2 separate regions of the Homo sapiens genome follow, and region 2 is linked to region 1. The links are chromatin loops, found by intact Hi-C in ENCODE. Cell type or tissue: heart left ventricle. All regions are shown on one strand. Each heading gives the region's core, and the rest is flanking DNA. Links, peaks and the distances in the headings are about the cores only.

Region 1 (10,412 bases), core at 824-8,823:
ACGCCCTGTTTCTTCCCAAAATGCACAATGAAATTTTGTAGACTTAGAAAAACTCTTAAGCTAACTCAGCCTGCAGCCTATTTTTGTATAAGAATAGTTTTACATTTTTTAATGGTTGAAAAAATCAAAATAATAACATTTTATGATACATAAAATTGTATGAAATTCATATTTCAATATCCCTGCTCAATTGTTTACATTTGGTCTCTGGCTGTTTTTGTGCTACAATGGCAGGTTTGAGTAGTTGTGACAGTGACCAGGTGGCCAGCAAAGTAATGAATATTTACTAACCGGCCTTTTAAAGAAAAAGTTTACTGTAAAACCTTTTCAGTGTAATGAGACTTAAAAACTCAGCATCACAGGATGGGTATATGTCTGAGCATATCTCCTCTTTTAGCACCTTTTTGAGATCATACTCCAGAAATACACATTTACAAGCAAACACACACTCCAAACTCTCAGAAAATCACCTCTTATAGCCTCACACCATCAAAGCTTTTTGTCAAATTTTATCATGACATTTCATGGTAGTCCCCATTCTTCAGCCTTATGATTTCTGAATCATAAACTTATAGCCTATTGTTTTTCTCAATAGAAACAAAGATAATTAAAACTTACTTAGGATTTGACTATAAGAAAATGCCATCTGGGGATGTCATGTTCCAGTCTCTAGAATTACTGTCAGTGGGAAGAGTGGAAAACTAGGAAGGTGGATGATCCAGAAAAGAAGAAAATCACTAAAAACTAGTAATATCTTGATTTTCCTCACTACTATTCTATCTTCCCAAAGGTAGTACTACTAACAACCCTAGAAAAATGAAAGCTAAAATGTATTTTTTCATCATTAACTTGAAATCTGGATCTATTTTCCATAAAATTTAGTTAGAAAGGTATTTTGCTTTTGAGAGCTTCTCTTGGTGGGCCTTGAGAACATTGAGACTTAGGGTTGTCCCAATCTGAATTTGCCTCAGGTGAGATTAAGAAGTTTTGGGTGGATGCAGAGGGATAGAAGTGATAAACTATTCTCTGCCCCATTCATCTATATTGGGATTAACCTACTGAAACATTTCCCTTCGTTTACCTGGGCCATCTCTGTTCCCACAATCTGGGATGCAGATGCTGTAACCCCTCTTTTTAGGGCAGTTCTTCAGGTTAGGTATCAGTTTTCTCTACTGTGGACTCAATGATGCCAGCCAACCCCATCAGAAGGACTTCCTGGTCCTGTTTCTAGATTGCAACCAGAAGACCATTTCTTGTTCCTATAGCATTCAGGATTAAGACTTCTTGTTATATTGAGTTAAATTTTGCATAACCCTAAGAAACAAGAGGAAGGGGAAGAGGGAAAAGACCTGTTTTCAGACGTTGTTAGTGACATTAAAGAAATTTCTGAAAGATTCTGGCCTAAAGCCTAAGATCCATTGAGATAGAGAGTACAGAGAGTTAGCTGAAGGACCTTGCAATCTCTACTTGAATTTGTTGCCCTGGCTTCTACTTCCAGTTTCATCCTTTACTATCGTGACCTCTGCTGTCCTACCATAGTTTATAACTTCAAGCAAAGAGGCAGATAAATATTGGGAGCTATGGAACCTCAGGAAAGAATCACTAACCTGTCTCGCAAAGGATTAGGGGCCCAAAAGAAATATAAATCTTCCAAAGACAAAGAAGGGATGCTAGCCCCATCATAAAGTCCTTCCTCACTGTTCACTACTTTGTTTTCTGCCAGATAATTCTCAAAAACCACCTACCAGTATTCTGTATATTGAATTTGTGTGTGTTTCCTTATAAACAGAGGCAATGAGCCCTGTTCCTTCTCTCCACCTCTGCCCTTCTAAACTCCCTATCTCTCTGATCACCCAAGTGCCCCATCTCACCTACTTTGTGAACTCCCGAGACTCTTACAGGATCAAATTCTTAGAACTCCAGGATCTGTTTCTGAGTGTGGTTCTGGCCTCAAGCTGTACCCTTAAGGTACAGCTTCTAGAATTGAGTCACAGTTCATTCAAAAACGCTACGGTAGGAAATCTTAGAGCCAAAAGAGTTCCCACAGGTTGAACTCCTGATTCCGGGGGAATATTCCTGAGTTTTACCACAGGGTACCCTTCTGACTCCAATGTCTGGCCCTGAAGGCATTATGTAGGTCAGATTATAACTGTAGGCCAGGAAAGAGCCAGCTTCTAAGAAAAGAGATACAGATTTTCAGAAGTATACCCTTGTACACACAGGAGCTCTGTGGAAATTAAATACCATCTCATTCTAGGTGCTAGCATTCCAAATTCCTATCATATACTCCTGCAGACTATCCTGTCAGGGAGAAAGATGTTGCCTAGAACTTCCTCTAAAAGTGTCTATTTGTGCTTCTTACTTTTTTAGTTCCTGAATTACAATTCAGGTACTTTTGGGGAACTGAGTGAAACCAATGTCCCTTTTACCTTGTGGTAGGTGCTTAACTCCAGTAAAAATTTCATTTGTTTTCTACCACAGCCTTAAGAAGTAAGTACTATTACCCCTTTTAACAGATGAGAATACTTAGAGAAGTAATTTGATCATTTAGTTTTAATTATAGAGTTAGGACTTGAATCTAGGCTTTTCTAAGGCCAAGGCCTCTGCTCTTTCCATTTGCCATGCGGCTGGTCATCACTCAATTAGGAATTCAATTTCTAAAGGGATCCAGGAAAGAAAGAATGAAATCTTCTAACTCCATCATTCCAGAGGCTACTATAGATCTGATGATAATTATCATTAAGAAGAGGAAGGCTGCTCTGCCTATGGAGTATCCATTCTTTTTTCCCTTTACTTTTCTTTCTTTCTTTTTTTTTTTTTTTTTTTGGAGACGGAGTCTCACTCAGTCGCCCAGGCTGGAGTACAGTGGGGCAATCTCAGCTCACTGCAAGCTCCGCCTCCCAGGTTCACGCCATTCTCCTGCTTCAGCCTCCCGAGTAGCCAAGACTACAGGCGCCTGCCACCAAGCCCGGCTAATTTCTTCTATTTTTAGTAGAGACGGGGTTTCACCGTGTTAGCCAGGATGGTCTCGATCTCCTGACCTCGTGATCCGCCCGCCTCGGCCTCCCAAAGTGGGATTACAGGCATGAGCTACGGCGCCCGGCCTCCCTTTACTTTCTTAATAAACTTGCTATCACTTTACTCCATGGATTTGGAAGAAGAAGGAAGAAGAAGAAAGAAGAAGAAGAAGAAGGAGGAGGAGGAGGAGGGGAGAAATGGGAGGAATCATATGGATTTTAGGATACAGTTGAAAGTTTACTTTAAATTTCCTGGGTTCCATGCTCCTTGTCATTGGCAATTCAAATAGTTATTCATTCCTTTCTGAGACTCACAGGAAGGGTAAACTCTCTTTGTTTAGCTAACCTACAGAACACATTACTGAAGAGCAGGAGACCTCAATCTGTCTTAGAAGAAAGGCCAGATTCTGGCATCGTCTTTCCTTGACACTGCCTTCCTAGCCTTTATTTACCCTCAGAGGTGTGAGAAGCTGATCTCCACACTTCATTGTCTGACCTGGAGGTAAACCATGGGAGGGGAGCCCTGGGTTCTAGTTTCAATGCTGTTGCTGTGTAGTGGTGGACCTTGGGCAGGCAGGGCCCTTTTATCTCAGTGTTCTGTGAAATGAAGCAGCTGACCAAGATGTACTGTGGAGGGTCAAGCCATGTGCCAGGACCACAGATCCTTTGACTCACACCATATATTCTGCCTCCCAAGTCCTTATCCCACGGTGGGCAATCATTTTCCTCTCAAAGCCCTTTATCATATTAAATTCAACAAACATCATATACCTCCTGGCTATTTTGCGCCGAGCACTGTTCTGGGCACCTTTACATATTTGGGCTTTCCAGTTTGCACTCTCAAGGAAACAAACAAAAAGAAAGAAAAACCTGACACGACCCCCTTCACCCCTCGCCCCACCCACTTTCCCACCTACACACCCAAAATGCTTAGGTGAGCAGAATGAAAGGCTGAGCTAGATTCTGGAACACTTTTAAGGAAAGAGACGGAAGGACAGTAGGGTCAGTTCTTCAGGAGGGTGAAAATTAGGAGGCTACCAAATTCTACCCCAGATTATCTATAGTCTCCCACCCATTTTTCATTCGTTTATGCCTCAGTAATAAGAAGCACGACAGTCTTTTCCCTCAGCAGTCAATGACTGAGTCAGCATTTTGAGGCAGCGCCGCCTCTCAGGCTCCAGGACACAGGACGCCTTGAGACTACATTTCCCACAGGCCACAGCCCAGCCTCCCGTCTTCTAACAGTCTTCCTAGAAAGGTGCGCATGTTCCGACCATTAGCACACGGCTGGTGCGCTCGGTGCAGGCTATCGGAGCCCGGGACAGGGCCGATCCAGCCAGGCTTCAGGGTGCGGGAAACGGGTGCGCCATGAGATAGAAGCTTTCTGCTTCCACCCACTCCAGGCGCCCAGTCTTTCTCCAGCACCTCTTAAGCTAGCCCCAGGACTCTGCAAGGTACCCGAGGACAGGAGTCACTGCTTGCATCCCCTCAGCCTTGGGGCAAGAAGAAGGAGCCAGAATCCAGGAAAGGGGCTTTGGCGAAACTGCACGGAAATCATTCCTTCCGTTTACGTAATTTTAGTTTTAAGTGTAGCAGCCGGGGAGAAAATTGTGAAGGGGAGTGAGACAAGCGTTCGATTACTTAGCCAATTGTAGTGCACAACTGAAGTTGCAGACCTGAAGAAGCCGCCGCATTGCCATGGCAACAGTACAGGGACTGAATCTCTGGTTTATTTCAATTTCATATCTACCCGGTAGAGGCCCACCAAATACGATCCAGCCCCTGCTCTCAAGGAGAAGTAAGGAGGACAGTCAATCGATAAATATTGGTTAAACTCCTACTGTGCAGGCAACCTACTGGACACGGAGATACAATTATGAATAAAACACTGCTCTTGCTCTCAAGCAAACTATTCTAAGTGATGATTGTTGCGATGTGTGCTATGGGAATAAAACGCAAGGACGCCTAACCCAGATTGTTGAGGTGGTGGGAGAGAGTCAAGGAAAGCCACCCAGAGAAAGCCATGGGTGTGAATTAAGTCCTGAAGTGTCCTAGATTTAGAAAAAACTTCGATCTTCGTTACCTGCACACAAAAGTAAAGTCCAGATGAATTAAAGAGCTAAACATTTTTTAATTGTAAAAATATTAAAAGAAAATATGGTATAATACTATTTATAGTCTAAGGTAGGGAAACAAGTCACAAAGCTAAAGAAGCCATAAAGGAGAAGATTGATAAAATTGAAAACATAAAATTAGAAACGTATCAGTAACAGAGATACCATAAACAAAGTTAGGAGACAAAAGAAAGGCCAGGAGAAATTATCTGTATCAAGCATCAGAGCAAAGGATTAACATCCAGAGGTCCAAAGATACCAGAAAACATACTTGTAGGCAAACAGAATTGGATCTATTAATTGTTGCAAAAAGAGATTGTGTGCCGGGGAACCTGTGAGATATCTCAGTAAGAGGCAGTTAAGAGGGGATTGTTTTGTGGTTTGGGCTTGTGTCAAATATTGGGGTGAGTCTTTCAGAAAGTGAAGCAATTCCATGATTGCATATCTTAATTATCATCTAGGAGGTAGGAGGTATCCAATGGAGCTAAAGTTGTAAATGGGTAAAACAGCAGCAGGCCCTCACTTTTGTGGTCATTTTTGTGATTTGCACAGTGTTCTTGTTTTTATCTTTGCTCAGACATAATTACAGAGTGGTCATATTTTTTGTCTTATTTTATCACAGATACAGAATAACCTTGTCTGATGTTGGTGTTCTCTGTTACCGTTTAAGTAGAGAACAACTGGACCAGCTCCTATCTGACACTGTCATTTCTCTGTCTCCCAGAATATAAAGAGCTCCTACAAGTCAATAAATAGCCCAGTGAAAAACTAGAGAAGGATAGGAAGAACAATTCACGAAAGAAGAAGTAAAAATAAACAGATGAAAAGATGCTCAGTTGCACCGATAAGGAAATGCAAATTAAAACAATAAAACACAGCCAGGCATGGTGGCTCATGCCTGTAATCCCACCGAGGCTGAGGCAGGAGGATCCATTGAGGCCAGGAGCTCCAGACCAGCCTGAACAACGTAGCAAGATCCCACTGAGAGGACTGTTTGAGCCCAGGAGTTCCAGGTTACAGTGAGCTATGATTGTGCCACTACACTGTAGCCTGGGCAACAGAATGAGACCCTGTCTCAAAACAAACAAACAAACAAACAATAAAACACTGTTGGGAGTAATTTAAATTAGCCCAGCCTTTTTGGAGGGCAATTTGGCAATATATACCAAAATATAAATGTATATACCCTTCAACTAGGAATTCCATTTCTAGAACTCTCCCAGAGAATTATATACATATATACACAAAGAAGAATATAAAAGGATATCCAGTGTAGCATGTTTGCAGTATTAAAAACAGAAAAAAATATAAGTAACTGTCAAAGGGCAATAATTAAATAAACTCTGGAATACTATGCAGTAGCTTAAGTTTGATCTTTAAAAATTTCTTTAATTTTTTAAATACATGAAAGTTAATATTTATATGTCTAACAACATAGTAAAATACTTACAATGTTTAGTAAAAAATCCAGCATTCATAATTATACAATATGATTTCAAGTGTTTTTTTAACTATACAAATAAAACAAGATTTAGAAAATACTTCTAAATTTGCATAAGGTATTGGATGGTGAAGCTATGGGTTATTTTTTCTTCGTTCTAATTTCCGGTTTTCCAAACTGTGATTAATAAGCATGCATTTCTTTTAAAAATGAATAAAAGCGTGTTTTAAACGTAGCAGCCTGCATTGCATAAGCAGGGACTAATCCAGACTATCTGGCCTGGCTTGTCAAAGAATAGTACCTATAGAGAAAAGAGCTCACATTGGAAAAAAGTTTTTCCAAAGCTACCTAGACTCTATGACCCACTTTAAAATTACATGAGGGCTTGCAATAGGGAGTCTGGTTACTCGTGTGCACAAATGCTGCCAGGTTCCAAACTGATTTAATGACCTTGGTGACACATTAACACTGCTTTAAAAAGCCTTTATTATTTTTCATTACCAAGCAATGTGAACATCAGGTGCCCTCTTATTTTATTCCTGAGACTTACCCCACTCCCGATCTTTTTCTCAATTTTGATCTTTGCCAGGGAAGGTCAAGGATTGGGTGAGATTTCAAGAATGAGGTCAGGGAGGAATATATAATATATTGATATGATATATAATCTATTAATTATCAAAATATTTAAAACCTTCCTATACTTCACTTTCACTGAAGCTTAATTTTCATGTTTTCACTTTTTTCTGGTGTATCTCATTTTATCAGCTCAAATGCAAAATTCTCAAAATCAAATATAATCATTTCCTCTCAGAATGAGCCATTATTTCCTAATTAATACAGAGCTTTGAAATGAATATAATCAAAGCATAGGCCTATACCATATCAATGTACAATGACCAAAGCCTGGTTGGCCTTTTAAAATGTTGACAAAAGTGTATCCCACAGTTGCAGATCTCATTTGACCTTATTCAAGTAATTTCCCCAAAAGTAACTTTATTTCTTTCATATGGTGACTATAGAGTACCACAAAATTAAGAATGAGGGTACAAGTTTTAACCCATATAAACCATTAACATGAAAACTACAGTAAAACTTATTTTAACCCATATAAATTATTAACATGAAAACTACAGTAAAACTTACTGGATTTGAACTACAGTAAAACTTACAGTAAAAATTCCCTGAATTTGTTTACTGTGAAAGAATGAAATAAAATCTGCTGGGAATGGGCTAATACATAAATAAATACATGTAGCTAGAAAAGAATATTTATAATTACTTTTTAAACTATTGGGGAATATTCAAATTTAATGTGGATTTCCAGTTACAACCGACATTTGTTATGACAAATGTGTGCTAGGGTATTTTATTAGTTGGTTCTTGTGGAACTCAGACGACATTGTGAAAATTGGGCTCTAAAAATTCTTTCACTTGAAATTTATGGAAAGTTGTAAAAATCTCTGACTTATAATATTAACTTGGTTACATTTATTGATATCCTTAATTGGGTTTATAAAAGTTGGACTATTGCAGCACTGAAATAATATCCATGTTATTGGATAATATCCAGTTATTGGTTATATTATTGGTTAATATCCAAAGGCCTTTGCAATGATCTACATGTTATATACCCCTAAAAGTCATATGTGGAAAGCTAATCCACAGTGTGATGATATTTGGAGGTGGAATCTTTGGGAGGTAATTAAGTAATGAAGGTGGAGCTCTCGTGAATGGAATTAGTGCCCTTATAAGAAGAGGCCAGGGAACTACCTCCCTCTCTTTCTTCCATGTGAGGCTACAATAAGAAGCTGGCAGTTTGCAACCTGGAAGAGGGCCCTCATCAGAACTCCACCATGCTGACATTCTGATCTCAAACTTCCAGCCTCCATAAATATTATATTAATATTTAATAAATAAATATTAAATCCATTAAATAAAATATTAAATAAATATCTGTTGTTTATAAGCCACCTAGGCTATGGTACTTTGTTTTAGTACCCAGACTGACTAAAACAGTGACCTTAGACCACCTGGATTTATTTCCTGACTTGCTGGCTTTGTGAGTTTCAGAAAGTTATTTAACTTGTCTGTTCCTCAGGTTTCCTTATCTATAAAACAATTTTAATAATACTTGTAAGACATTGTTGGAAGACTTATATATGATAATCTACGAAATCCAATAGAAAATATGCCAAATAACAGCAGGAATCTTGTCCGACTTGTTAACTATCCTATTCTCCATTAAAGTAATGCCTATTAACACATACTTGGTGCTTAAGAAAGATCAGTTAAATGAATAAATGTAAAATAAATGACCTTTGGACATATTAATCACTCAAGAATATTATTATAGTTATTATTATCATCATTATTATCTCATAAGGGTTAAAAGTAAAACTCTGCACCATTTTCTCACTCTTCTAGAGATATACCACCAATCTAGTTATAACACTGTCTGGATCCAATCATATTATAGCAGCTGTGCTTTGCTTATATCTTCTAATTGGTTCTAAACTCTTGAGTATATTCAATACTTTCTAACATCAATATTACATATCATCACAGTGTTATACACTAAACCCCTACAGTGGACCCACAGAAGCCCTCATTCTTACCCTTCTCTATAAAATCACTTCAAAGTCTATGTGGTGATTTCACTTGGAGCCTGACCCTTATCAGACGATAACCTTGATTTGTGTGTAAGTCCTGTTCTGACTCTTCTTTACCATGTAGGCCTACTTGAACTTGCTTATTCATTACATTTTCTAACCTCTTATTCATTAGTCACTAAATGGCCCATCAGAGATTCAGGCTTTGGCCAGCCTTGTGACACATGACAACACTTTGTTGTGGAAAAGACTGTACTGTGTTTATTAGGTATTGCAAAGCTTCATGGTTATTCAGCTATAAAGTTGGAAATGCTAACCCATCTAATCACCTTACTTTTTAGATAGTAAATAAGATGTATTATTAAATTATTTTAAATTGATTATTAGATACATATTAAGTACCAGGCCCAGTGTTTGACAGTTTATTATAAATCATTACTAATGTCATGACAACCCTGCCAGGGTGGTATTGGTACCTCAATTTTATAGATAAGAAAGCTGAGTAACTTGTCATGGGCTGCATAGTTAATACATCTGACATTTATTCATTGGTTTACTATATTCCAGGCACTACACTAAACGCTTGACACACATTTTCTCATCTACCCTCACAGCAACCTTAGAGGTAACAGCGACACACATCCTTGTACTTTTCATTCCCAAACATTTCCTAAATGATGAAGACATTGTTGTGACCAAGGACTAGTGGAAGCCAAGGTCAGGGAACATCTATATATGGAAATGTTTGTTGCACTAACAAGGAAGGTCACATAATAAGATTTCACATCCTGTGTGTTTCCCACCAGTAAATATTTCTTTGATTTAGCAATTTTCCTCTGTTATCCTATTGAGGCAGGAGAATAGGGTCTGGAGGCAGGGAGCCTAAGGACTTCCTAGAACTAAATCCAACAGAAAAACCCCAACTTTCTATGCCCAAGTAAATAACTTTGTAACTTCACTTCAGCTATGACAGGAAACTTCCTCTTCATTTGTACAGGGTGTACACCAAGTAAATAACCCTGTAATTTTACTTCACCCTCTTCATTTGCATAGGGCATACACCAAGTAACCAATGAGAAACCTCTAGAGGGTATTTAAACCTCAGAAAATTCTGTAACTAGTGCTCATGAGCTGTTTGCTCAAGACTGCTCCCACTCTGTGGCATGTACTTTCTTTTCAATAAATCTGTGCTTTTCTTTTGTTGCTTTATTTGTGCATTTTGTGCAATTCT
Region 2 (10,412 bases), core at 1,192-9,191, 93 kb before region 1:
GCAGCCAGTATCACCTCCTTGGTATAAAGCCTGCGCTGTCCTGGACCTTCTTAGGAGTGCAGGCTTAGGAACAGGAGCTATGCTGTTCTATTATTTTTCTTTAGTTTAATTTTTTTTTTTTAGAGATGGGATCTCGCTGTGTCGCCCAGGCTAGAGTGCAGTGGCGGGATCATAGCTTACTGCAGGCTGGGGTCAAGCAATCCTCCCGCCTCAGCCTCCTGAGTGTATGGGATTATAGGCGCAGGCCTCTATGCCATTGTAAATGCTGTGGATTTTGAGTATTTGACCTCTATGAGCCTCAGTTTTTGCATCTCAACATTGAGATAATACTAGTACCTCATAAGGTTATGTGACGATTAAATGGAAAGCTCTTACAATATAAGTGCTTAATAAGTATGTTATCATATGTGCTTCCAAAGTACTTTGTGTAGGCCTTTTATAACGCTTGCCCTTTCTATTACCATTATTTGTTCTTGCCTGCCCTACTAGACTGAGATTCTCAAAAGCTGGAACTGTCTTGTTTATAATCTCAGCGTCTGTCAGTGCTGGGCAAATGTAAAGCTAAGAAATGATTTCTTAGAAAACTTTTTAAAAGCAGTCTTTCTTCTCCTTTCCCTTTCTTCCTTTCCTTCACTTTTTCCTCTTTGAGATAGGAATTTTCAAACCTAGAGAAGAAGCTGAGACCCTAGGGGGAAAGATTGGGACCTTTTTGTTGTTGTTCTCAGTGGTGACCAAAAGAGCCTTAACATTCACCTCAGCCTGACAACTTTAGACAGGTTTCTTCTGGATGTTAGGGCCCTGACCTCCCCTTTCTTTGAGTGTTTACTTTAGAAAACTTGTGATTGCAAAATTCTTCTCTGCTCCTTTGAAATGTGTATAAATCTCCTTAGAAGCTTATGCCAGTTTTACGACCTAGGGAATGTCTTTCTCAAGGACCTGTGAGCCATCCCTTTGAAATGTAATCATCAAGGAAGATAGCACCCCTATCTCTCAGTCTCTGTGGGAGGGTGGGAGCCTAACCTCCTGTGGGTGCCTTGTTTGGAATTGTAAAACTACAGCTTGTTTTGAAGATACAAGAAAGTGTCCTTTTCCTTTGCAGTTAGCAAACACAGATGTCATGTGATTTCCCGTACAGCAGCTCTTAAAAACTTCCCAGACCCTTGTTTGAGTAGTGTTGAGTTTAATCTCGTATTGCAATAGTCTTAAGGTCTTTCTTGCCTGTTTAACTTTGATGCAAATTTTGACAATGGAAATTTTAGGTTCTGCATTTATCGTTTCTTCCCAATTACAGTGGTTTCTCCTTTCTCCTTGTTAAGAAGAGCTTCTCACATCCTCTGATTTCTGGAGAAATCAATTTGGACTCAAAAGATTGGAGTTTTGTGGAGTGAAGCTACTGTTTTTGTTTTGTTTTGTTTTGTTTTGTTTTGCCTGAGATAGAGTCTCACTCTGTCACCCAGGCTGGAGTGCAGTGGTGTAATTATGGCTCACTGCAGCCTCTGCCTCCTGGGTTCAAGTGATCCTCCTGCCTCAGCCTCTCAAGTAGCTAGAATTACAAGCATGCGCTACCACGCCCAGCTAATTTTTGTATTTTTATTAGAGACGGGGTTTCACCATGTTGACCAAGCTGGTCTTGAGCTCCTGGCCTCAAGTAATCTGCCCACCTTGGCCTCCCACAGTGCTGGAATCACAGGTGTGAGCCACCACGTGCTGCCAGAAGCTACTGTTTTAAGTCATCATTGCAAAGGGTAGTGTGTGATGCGCAGGAGTGGAAAGGGCAGTACATCTATTTGAGAGCATCCCAAATGAGGTCCATTCATATTATGGAAGTGCACTGCGAAATAAAGAACAGGCCTACCCCCTTGTTTTATTATGAAGGGGTATGAGAAAAATGCAATTTTCAAAGAAAGAGAACTGCTGAGGATGTAGTACCTTCTCAAAGAAAGCTGTGTTTGGTTAAGGTGAGAAGCTAGAGGAAGCCACAGAGGGCAGGGTTACAAATTGAAAGACTTCTGCAATGGTAGAGGTAGTATGCAGAAGGGTTCCTTAAAATACAGGGATCCATGTAAGATGAGGAGGTAAGGTGGAGTAGGATTGAGGTGGAATGAAATGAAAGATGGAAGAGAAAAAGGAAGGCAGTAGGGGGAGAGGGGAGTTAATTTGGGGTATGGATAACAGGGAAGGAAATAGGTAACCTGAGAAGCTTGGTAGAGGCACTTGCCACTTGCATGGGAAGGGAAATATCATGCAGACGGTCCTGTTGCTAAAGGAAGCTAGAGGATTTAGGAGAAGGGGTTTGGCACACTGGCCTCTATCACCCATCCGTCCCCGACAACACACAACACAGACAAATTGAGTGCACTGTTGACATTTAGTATCATTCTCCCCCCATGACTGGTGGAAGCTAAGAAGATGAAGTTCAGGGTGCTGATCTTTTTTTTTTCTTTAACTGACTTTTCTTATGTGAGTACTTACCCCTAGTTCCCTCTTTCTTCCCTTCCCTTCCCTCCCTCCCTCCTTCCCTCCCTTCCTTCCTTCCTTCTTCTTCTTCATTTTTTTTTTTTTTAATGAGACAAGGTCTTGCTGCGTTGCTCAGGCTGGAGTGCAGCAGTGCTATCATTGCTCGTGCAGCCTTAACCTCCCAGGCTCAAGCAATCCTCCCACCTCAGCCTCCTCAGTAGCTGGGACTACAGGCATGTGCCACCACACCCAGTTCATTTTTTAAATTTTTTGTAGAGATGGGTCTCCCTATGTTGCCCAGGCAGGTCTCAAACTCCATCCTCAGCCTCCCAAAGTGCTGAGATTACAGTCATGAGCCACTGCGCCCAGCCCTTTTTTTCTTGCTTCTTTACCTACTTTTCACAGGAATTGGGTAGATGAGGGTAGACCCAGGAAGTGAGAGTGGAATTTGAGAAAGAAAAACAGTAAAATGAAGAGCTGAAAAATAAAAGAGTTTATTTCTAAATGTATGTACGAAACTCAGGTTGGGGGACTAGCATGTAAAGGTATATACAAATAAAATGGAGTTAAGTGCACTTATTTATTGAATCCTGTTGTGAGAACTTAAGAGGAAAAGAAACTGAGGAAAAAAACTAAGGAAAATCCGAAATTCTCCCGAGGAAGGTCCAAGAAAAAACAATGTGGAAGTGAAGTCAGAGAGATAACATCAGGACATTGGACATCAGGAGGAACTTTCAGGTCTGATTCTAGTGCCAAGGAAGCCATGAACGCTCTTTCCTGGAGCCTTTCAGCATAGGAGAGTTACTCATCTGCCAGGGCTGGGGATGGGGTAACTCTCCCATTCCCCAGGTGAAGGAGCTTTCCTTTCAGGGCCTTCCTGCTAGACAGACTGTGGCTGGGCCAGCCTGGTTCTTCCAAGTGCCCTCACCATGGCCTCCTTAATTTCCTTGTTGCGGAAACTATAAATGATGGGGTTGCACATGGGGGTAATGATGGTGTACAGGAGGGAGAAAGGTTTGTCTTTGTCAGGCCCATGTGTGCTGTGGGGGTTCATGTAAGAGAACATAGCTGAAGTGTAGAGAAAGATGACCACAGTCAGGTGAGAGGCACAAGTAGAGAAAGTCTTCCCCCGACCTGAGGAGGAGGCTTTGCTGAGGATGGTGGCCAGGATGTGCACATAGGAAGTGACAGTGAGCACCATGGGGCTGAGAATTACCACGATGGCATCGGCAAAGATTGCCCACAGACTAAACTGAGGGTCCCCACAAGAGAGGCCAATCACTATGGGGGCCTCACAGAAGAAGCTTTCTATGTGGTTGTCTCTGCGGAAGGGCTCTCGGAATGAAATATACTCGAGAAAGATGCCATTGATCAGCCCAAAGAACCAGGCAGTTCCCACAAGCCTGACACAGACCTTCTGGCTTATGATCGGGACATAGTTAAGTGGGTAGCAGATAGCAACATAACGGTCATAGGCCATGAAAGCCAAGAGGATGCACTCGGCCACACCAACACAGAAGACAAAGTACATCTGGGTCATGCAACATACAAAGGAGACAATGTGGTCCCTGACCACGAGGTGGATCAACATCTGTGGGATGGTAGTGGTGATGAAGCAGACATCCAGGAGAGACAGATGGCCGAGGAAGAAGTACATGGGGCTGTTGAGCTTGGGGTCTGTCCAGGAGGTGATAAAGATGATGAGGCCATTCATGGCCATGGTGAGGCTGTAGAGGGCCAAGAAGAGGGCAAAGAGCAATGCTCGTGTGGAAGTGGAGCTCTGCTGAAAGCCCACGAGGATAAATTCCGTCACTATGCTGCCATTCCTTAGCATCTGGGGCCTGTTTGAGGAGGAAAGATGATGGGAAAAGCACAAGGGTATAGCTGTGGGGTAATAGAAGGTACCCACTTGGTCCCAGAAGCCCAATTATAAAACAGGATGGATGAATGGTGGTCAACCTTTTGGAACTTAGTAAACTAGTAATTTGGCAGTGTTACGGGGTGGTGAAAATGCCAGGGTCATCACAGGCTGCATACATAGAATCATAATATCAACAGATGAAGAAAGTGCTGGTTGTAATGTTCTTTACTCTGGTTTCATCAGGCATCAAGTGAAGTATTGCATCTGCTCCAGAGCCCTCAATATTGAAGGATTAGCCATTAACCAGGATGTATTCAGAGGTGAAAAAATAAGATAATTGGGTCTGGGACCATGCCAACTGAGGAAAAGTTTTAGGAATTGAAGAATGGAGTGTGTGAGGGAAAGGGCTGGTGGCTATCAGGTTATAGAAGATTGTATTTAGGAAGCACTTGAGATATTTGAAGGTGTATTTTTCTAGAAGCAAAAATGCTCAACCTCTGTGTACCTAATTTAAAATGATGAATGGGTTGAAGTTTCAGGGAAAATAAAAACATTCTAATCCTCACAATTGTCCCTCAGCTAACAGTGATTTGCACCTTTTTGGAGACAGTCATGTCAAGCTCTTCCCAGTCACCCACCTCTTCCCAGACTCACTCGCCCAGCAGTTGCTGCTGCTACCGCAGCCACCCATGCTGTGCATGCTGGAGCTGAGGGCTGGGTGGGGGCTCATGCATGCCTTCCTAATAGGAGATGGTTTTCCTCCTGGGGCTGGAATTTACGGTTACACACAATTGGGTGGAAAGGATCCAACCATCCCTGTGTGAAAAGGGAAGCTATGAGCAGGGCATATATCTAACCTTTCTAGAATGGACCTTCAGAGAACTTTCAACTGTCTCTTTGTCTCTGGCAACAAATCTTGTTCTTTTTCCATTTTCAAAGAATGAGCGGTCACAATTCTTATGCTCTTATCTCTCTATTGTAACTTTTAGGAAGTTGTTATGTTCATATTAAGTCTGTCTTATACTTTTCATGTTGTTTTGGAGCTAAGATGTATCAGATCCCTTCCACCTTCAGATGCTTATACTTTTTTTTTTTTTTTTAAGAATTTATAGAGACAGGTACTCACTATGTCACCTGTGCTGGTCTTGAACTTCTGGCTTTAAGTGATTCTCCTGCCTTGGCCTCCCAAAGTGCTGGGATTACAGATGTGAGCTACTGCACCCATCCTCATCTTCAGATGCTTATAGATGATAAGTATATTCCTGCTTAACTTTCAGTTCTGCCAACCATTTCTCTTTATTTTCTCCTCTCCTACTCTCTTTTCTACACACTCTCACACTACCCTCTGTTAGTCTTTTTTCGTTTTTCAGTCTACTTCCAATCCTCATTCTTCTCCCTCTCCTTTTCTCATTTGTGGTGTTGGTTGCCTGCCGTTTATCTTACTCTGGTCAAACTCCCCTGTCTTCTCCATGTCTCTCAATCTCACATATTCTCTATCTGGATTTAGAGCTACCTACCCTTTCACTGCCACTCCTTGCAGCTCTAGATTCCCTCTAGGTATGATTTGATGTTAGGTCAAGGTAGCGTCTGGGCAGTAGGCTATTCCCATCATCTTTACTTTGGGATACTTTTCTTGTGCCTAGGACTTCTCTTGGGGGCCCAGAAAGGGAAGGGAAGGGCAGAGAGCACTGTTTAAGATGTTTCTTGGAAGACTGTGCTCAATGGACATGTTGGGGCTTAGGTCACAGTCTGGGGAAAACAAGTCAGTGAGCTACCTCCAGAAAAGCCTGGGATTTGTCTAAGAATAAACTGAGGTTAGACCTGAGGAATTACTTGGTCCTACTGGAGGATAAATGCTTACCTGTGGTTTATTGTGCCAGAAAGAATTCTGTGATACCCAGCATTTAGTGCCTTGCTAGCTACCATTAGAGGTTACTAGGTGAAGGATTTGTCTAAATAAATGGGACAATTTCATGGAAATCACATCCTACCTCATTCTGTTGCTTGGCTGATAATGATGTTTGTCACTGAATCAAGTAACAAGTAACAGAAAACATCTCATAGTGTTTGAAGAGAAGCTGGTCCAAGTAGGATCATCTGACCTGGCAGGCCACTCTGGAAGAGAAGGTGTGTCTGATGACTTTGTTCTTTGACATCTATACTATTAGAGATGAATGTCTACTTAAATGACATTGATAAGTTTCATGTGTATACACTTAATAGTAGAGGTGTGAAAACTTACATGCCCCTCGAAGAAGTGAAAGATGTGCCACCCCCAAATATACCAGACTGGTACATTATTATTATTATTTTGAGATGCAGTCTCGCCCCGTCGCCCAGGCTGGAGTACAATGGCACGATCTCAGCTCAAAGCAACCTCCGCCTCCCGGGTTCAAGCAATTCTCCTGCCTCAGCCTGCTGAGTAGCTGGGATTACAGGCGCGCACCACCACGCCTGGCTAATATTTTTGAATCTTTAGTAGAGATGGGGTTTCACCCTTTTGGCCAGGCTTGTCTCGAACTCCTGACCTCATGATCCACCTGCCTTGGCCTCCCAAATATTGATTATTTTGTGTTAAAAACACTGAAGGCCGGGCGCGGTGGCTCATGCCTGTAATCCCAGCAGTTTGGGAGGCCAAGGCGGGCAGATCACCTGACTGTAAGGTCATAAACAAGCTTAGGTAACCATTATTTAAGATTTAAGATTTTATTTAAGATTATATTAAGGGTGGTACAGTAAAGCTGGAAAAGAAAAAATGGTATAAGAAGTAGAAATGAAAAACAAAACTCTATTTACAGATGATATGATTGTCTTCATAAAAACTAAAAGGATGCACAAATAATTTATTAAAATTAATAGAATTTAACAAGTTTACTGGATACAAAATCAATATGCAAAAATCTAATTGCAATTCTGTTACCAGCAAACAAATTAGAAAATGTAATTTTAAGATACCATTTTAAATACTATGCAAAGTATATAAAAAATGAAAACCATATGATCATCTCAATAGATGCAGAAAAACTTTTGATAAAATCCAATATCTCTTCATCATAAAAACTCTCAGTAAACTAGGCATCAAAGGAACATATCTCAAAATAATAAGAGCCATCTATGACAAACCAACAGCCAACATCGTACTGATTGGGCAAAAGCTGGAAGCATTCCCCATGAGAACTGGAACAAGACAAGGATGCCCCTCTCATCACTCTTATTCAACAGAACTGGAAGTGCTAGCCAGAGCAATCAGACAAGAGAAAGAAATGAAAGGTATCCAAATTAAAAAAGAAGAAGTCAAACTATCATTCTTCACAAATGATATGATTCTATACCTAGAAAACCCTAAAGACTCACTGAAAGGCTCCTAGACTGATAAGCAACTTCAGCAAAGTTTCAGGATACAAAATCAATGCACAAAACTCAGTAACACCTCTCCACACCATAACATTCTAGCTGAAAGCCAAATCAAGAATGCAATCCCATTTACAATAGCTGCAAAAAAAAAATAAAATACCTAGGAATGCACCTAACCAAGGAGGTGAAATATCTCTACAGGAAGAACTACAAAACACCACTGAAAGAAATCGTGGATGACACAAACAAATGGAAAAACATTCCATCCTCATGGATTGGAAGAATCAATATCATTAAAATGGCCATACTGGCCAAAGCAATCTATAGATTCAATGCTATTCCTATCAAACTACCAATGTCATTTTTTGTAGAACTAGAAAAAAACTATTGTAAAATTCATATGGAGCAACAATAACAAAAAAGCCCAAGTAGCCAAAGCAATCCTAAGTAAAAAGAACAAAGCCAAAGGCATCATACTACCCAACTTCCAACTATACTACAAGGCTACAGTAATCAAAACAGCATGGTACTGGTACAAAAACAGACACATAGACCAATGGAACAAAATAGAGAACCCAGAAATAAAGTTGCACACCTGCAGCCATCTGATCTTTGACAAAGTTGACAAAAATAAGCAATGGGGAAAGGACTACCTATTCAATATATAAAGCTGGGATAACTGGCTAGCCATATGCAGAAGAATAAAACTGGACCCCTACCTTTTACCATACACAAAAAGTAACTCAAGATAGATTACAGATTTAAATATAAGACTTCAAACTATAAGAACCCTAGAAGAAAATCTAGGAAACACCATCCTAAACATTGACCTTGGGAAGGAACTTATGACTAATTCCTCAAAAGCAATTGCAACAAAAACAAAAATTAACCGGTGGGACCTAATTAAACTAAAGAGCTTCTGTATAGCAAAAGAAACTATCAACAGAGTGAACAGACAACCTCCACAATGGGAGAAAATATTCACAAACTATGCATCCAACAAAGGTCTAATATCCAGAATCTAAAAGGAACTTAAGCAATCCAATTAAAAAAAAAAGTCATTAAAAAGTGGGCAAAATACATGAATAGACATTTCTTTTTTTTTTTTTTTTTTGAGACGGGGTCTCGCTCTGTCTCCCAGGCTGCAGTGCACGATCTCGGCTCACTGCAAGCTCCGCCTCCTGGTTCCTGCCATTCTCCTGCCTCAGCCTCCCGAGTAGCTGGGACTATAGGTGCCTGCCACCACACTGGGCTAATTTTTTTGCATTTTTAGTAGAGAGGGGGTTTCACCGTGTTAGCCAGGATGGTCTCGATCTCCTGACCTCGTGATCCGCCCACCTCGGCCTCCCAAAGTGCTGGGATTACAGGCGTGAGCCACCATGCCCAGCCTAGACACTTCTTAAAAGAACACATACAAGCAGCCAACAAATATTTTAAAATGTTCCACATCACTAATCATCAGAAAATGCAAATCAAAATGATAATGAGACATCATCTCACACCAGTCACTATGGCTATTATTAAAAAGTCATGAAATAACAGATGCTGTTGAGGTTGTGGAGATACCTCAACAATTGTTGGTGGGAATGTAAATTAGTTCAGCCACTGTGGAAAGCAGTTTGGAGATTTTTTAAAGAACTTAAAACGGAACTACCATTCGACCAAGTGATCCCATTACTGGGTATATATCCAAAAGAAAATAAATCATTCTACTGAAAAGACACATGCACTCATGTGTTCACTGCAGCACTATTCACGATAGCAAAGACATGGAATCAACCTATGTGCCCATCAACGGTGGACTGGATAAAGAAAATGTGGTATATATACACCGTGGAATACTATGCAGATATAAAAGAGAACAGAGTTATGTCCTTTGCAGCAACATGACACAGCTAGGGTCCATTATTCTAAGTTAATTAATGCAGGAACAGAAAACCAAATACTGCATGTTCTTACTTATAAGTGGGAGCTAAACATTGGGTATTTATGTACATAAAGATGGCAACAATAGAAACTGGGGACTACTAGATGGGGGAGGGAGGGAGGGGGGCAAGGGTTGAAAAACCACTGGGTACTATGCTCAATACCTAGGTGATGGGATCAGTCATACCCCAAACCTCAGCACCATGCAATATACCCAGGTAACAAACCTACACCTGTACACCATAAATCTAAAATAAAAGTTGAAACAAAAATAAATAAATAATACTGTGCAAACTATGAAGTACCTAAGAATAATTCCAATGTAAAGGGCAATTCTTCATCCCCATCAAGCTACCAATGACTTTCTTCACAGAATTGGAAAAAACTACTTTAAAGTTCATATGGAACCAAAAAAGAGCCCGCATTGCCAAGACAATCCTGAGCCAAAAGAACAAAGCTGGAGGCATCACACTACCTGACTTCAAACTATACTACAAGGCTACAGTCACCAAAACAGCATGGTACTGGTACCAAAACAGAGATATAGATCAATGGAACAGAACAGAGCCCTCAGAAATAACGCCCCATATCTACAACTATCTGATCTTTGATAAATCTGAGAAAAACAAGCAATGGGGAAAGGATTCCCTATTTAATAAATGGTGCTGGGAAAACTGGCTAGCCATTTGTAGAAAGCTGAAACTGGATCCCTTCCTTACACCTTATACAAAAATCAATTCAAGATGGATTAAAGACTTAAATGTTAGACCTAAAACCATAAAAACCCTAGAAGAAAACCTAGGCATTACCATTC

What was found. A loop is a pair of places that touch in the nucleus more often than their neighbours do. Peaks named below come from ENCODE experiments on the same cell type or tissue, not always from the same donor. Only the 100,000 strongest peaks of a DNase experiment are listed, where the experiment ranks them.
Region 2: it touches region 1 in a loop (2.3-fold over the local background); 10 of 110 quality-filtered maps call a loop at or near these places.

Annotation. Positions count from the first base shown.
Region 1 is chr12:48,292,485-48,302,896 of GRCh38, forward strand. All of the region lies in intron 3 of LOC105369753 (a long non-coding RNA gene), which reads right to left. Among named protein-coding and RNA genes, the nearest start is that of H1-7, 31 kb to the right of the region's middle. In heart left ventricle, for the core only: no CTCF peak of the experiment used is centred there; a DNase peak (open chromatin) is centred at 4,247; H3K4me3 peaks cover 1,063 bases; H3K27ac peaks cover 273 bases.
Region 2 is chr12:48,199,002-48,209,413 of GRCh38, forward strand. It overlaps OR10AD1 (olfactory receptor family 10 subfamily AD member 1), which reads right to left and starts at 4,291. Exons shown (of 1, transcript NM_001004134.1): 1 at 3,338-4,291. The coding sequence starts at 4,291. The coding sequence ends at 3,338. The region is part of intron 1 of LOC102725258 (a long non-coding RNA gene); the gene reads left to right. In heart left ventricle, for the core only: no CTCF peak of the experiment used is centred there; no DNase peak of the experiment used is centred there.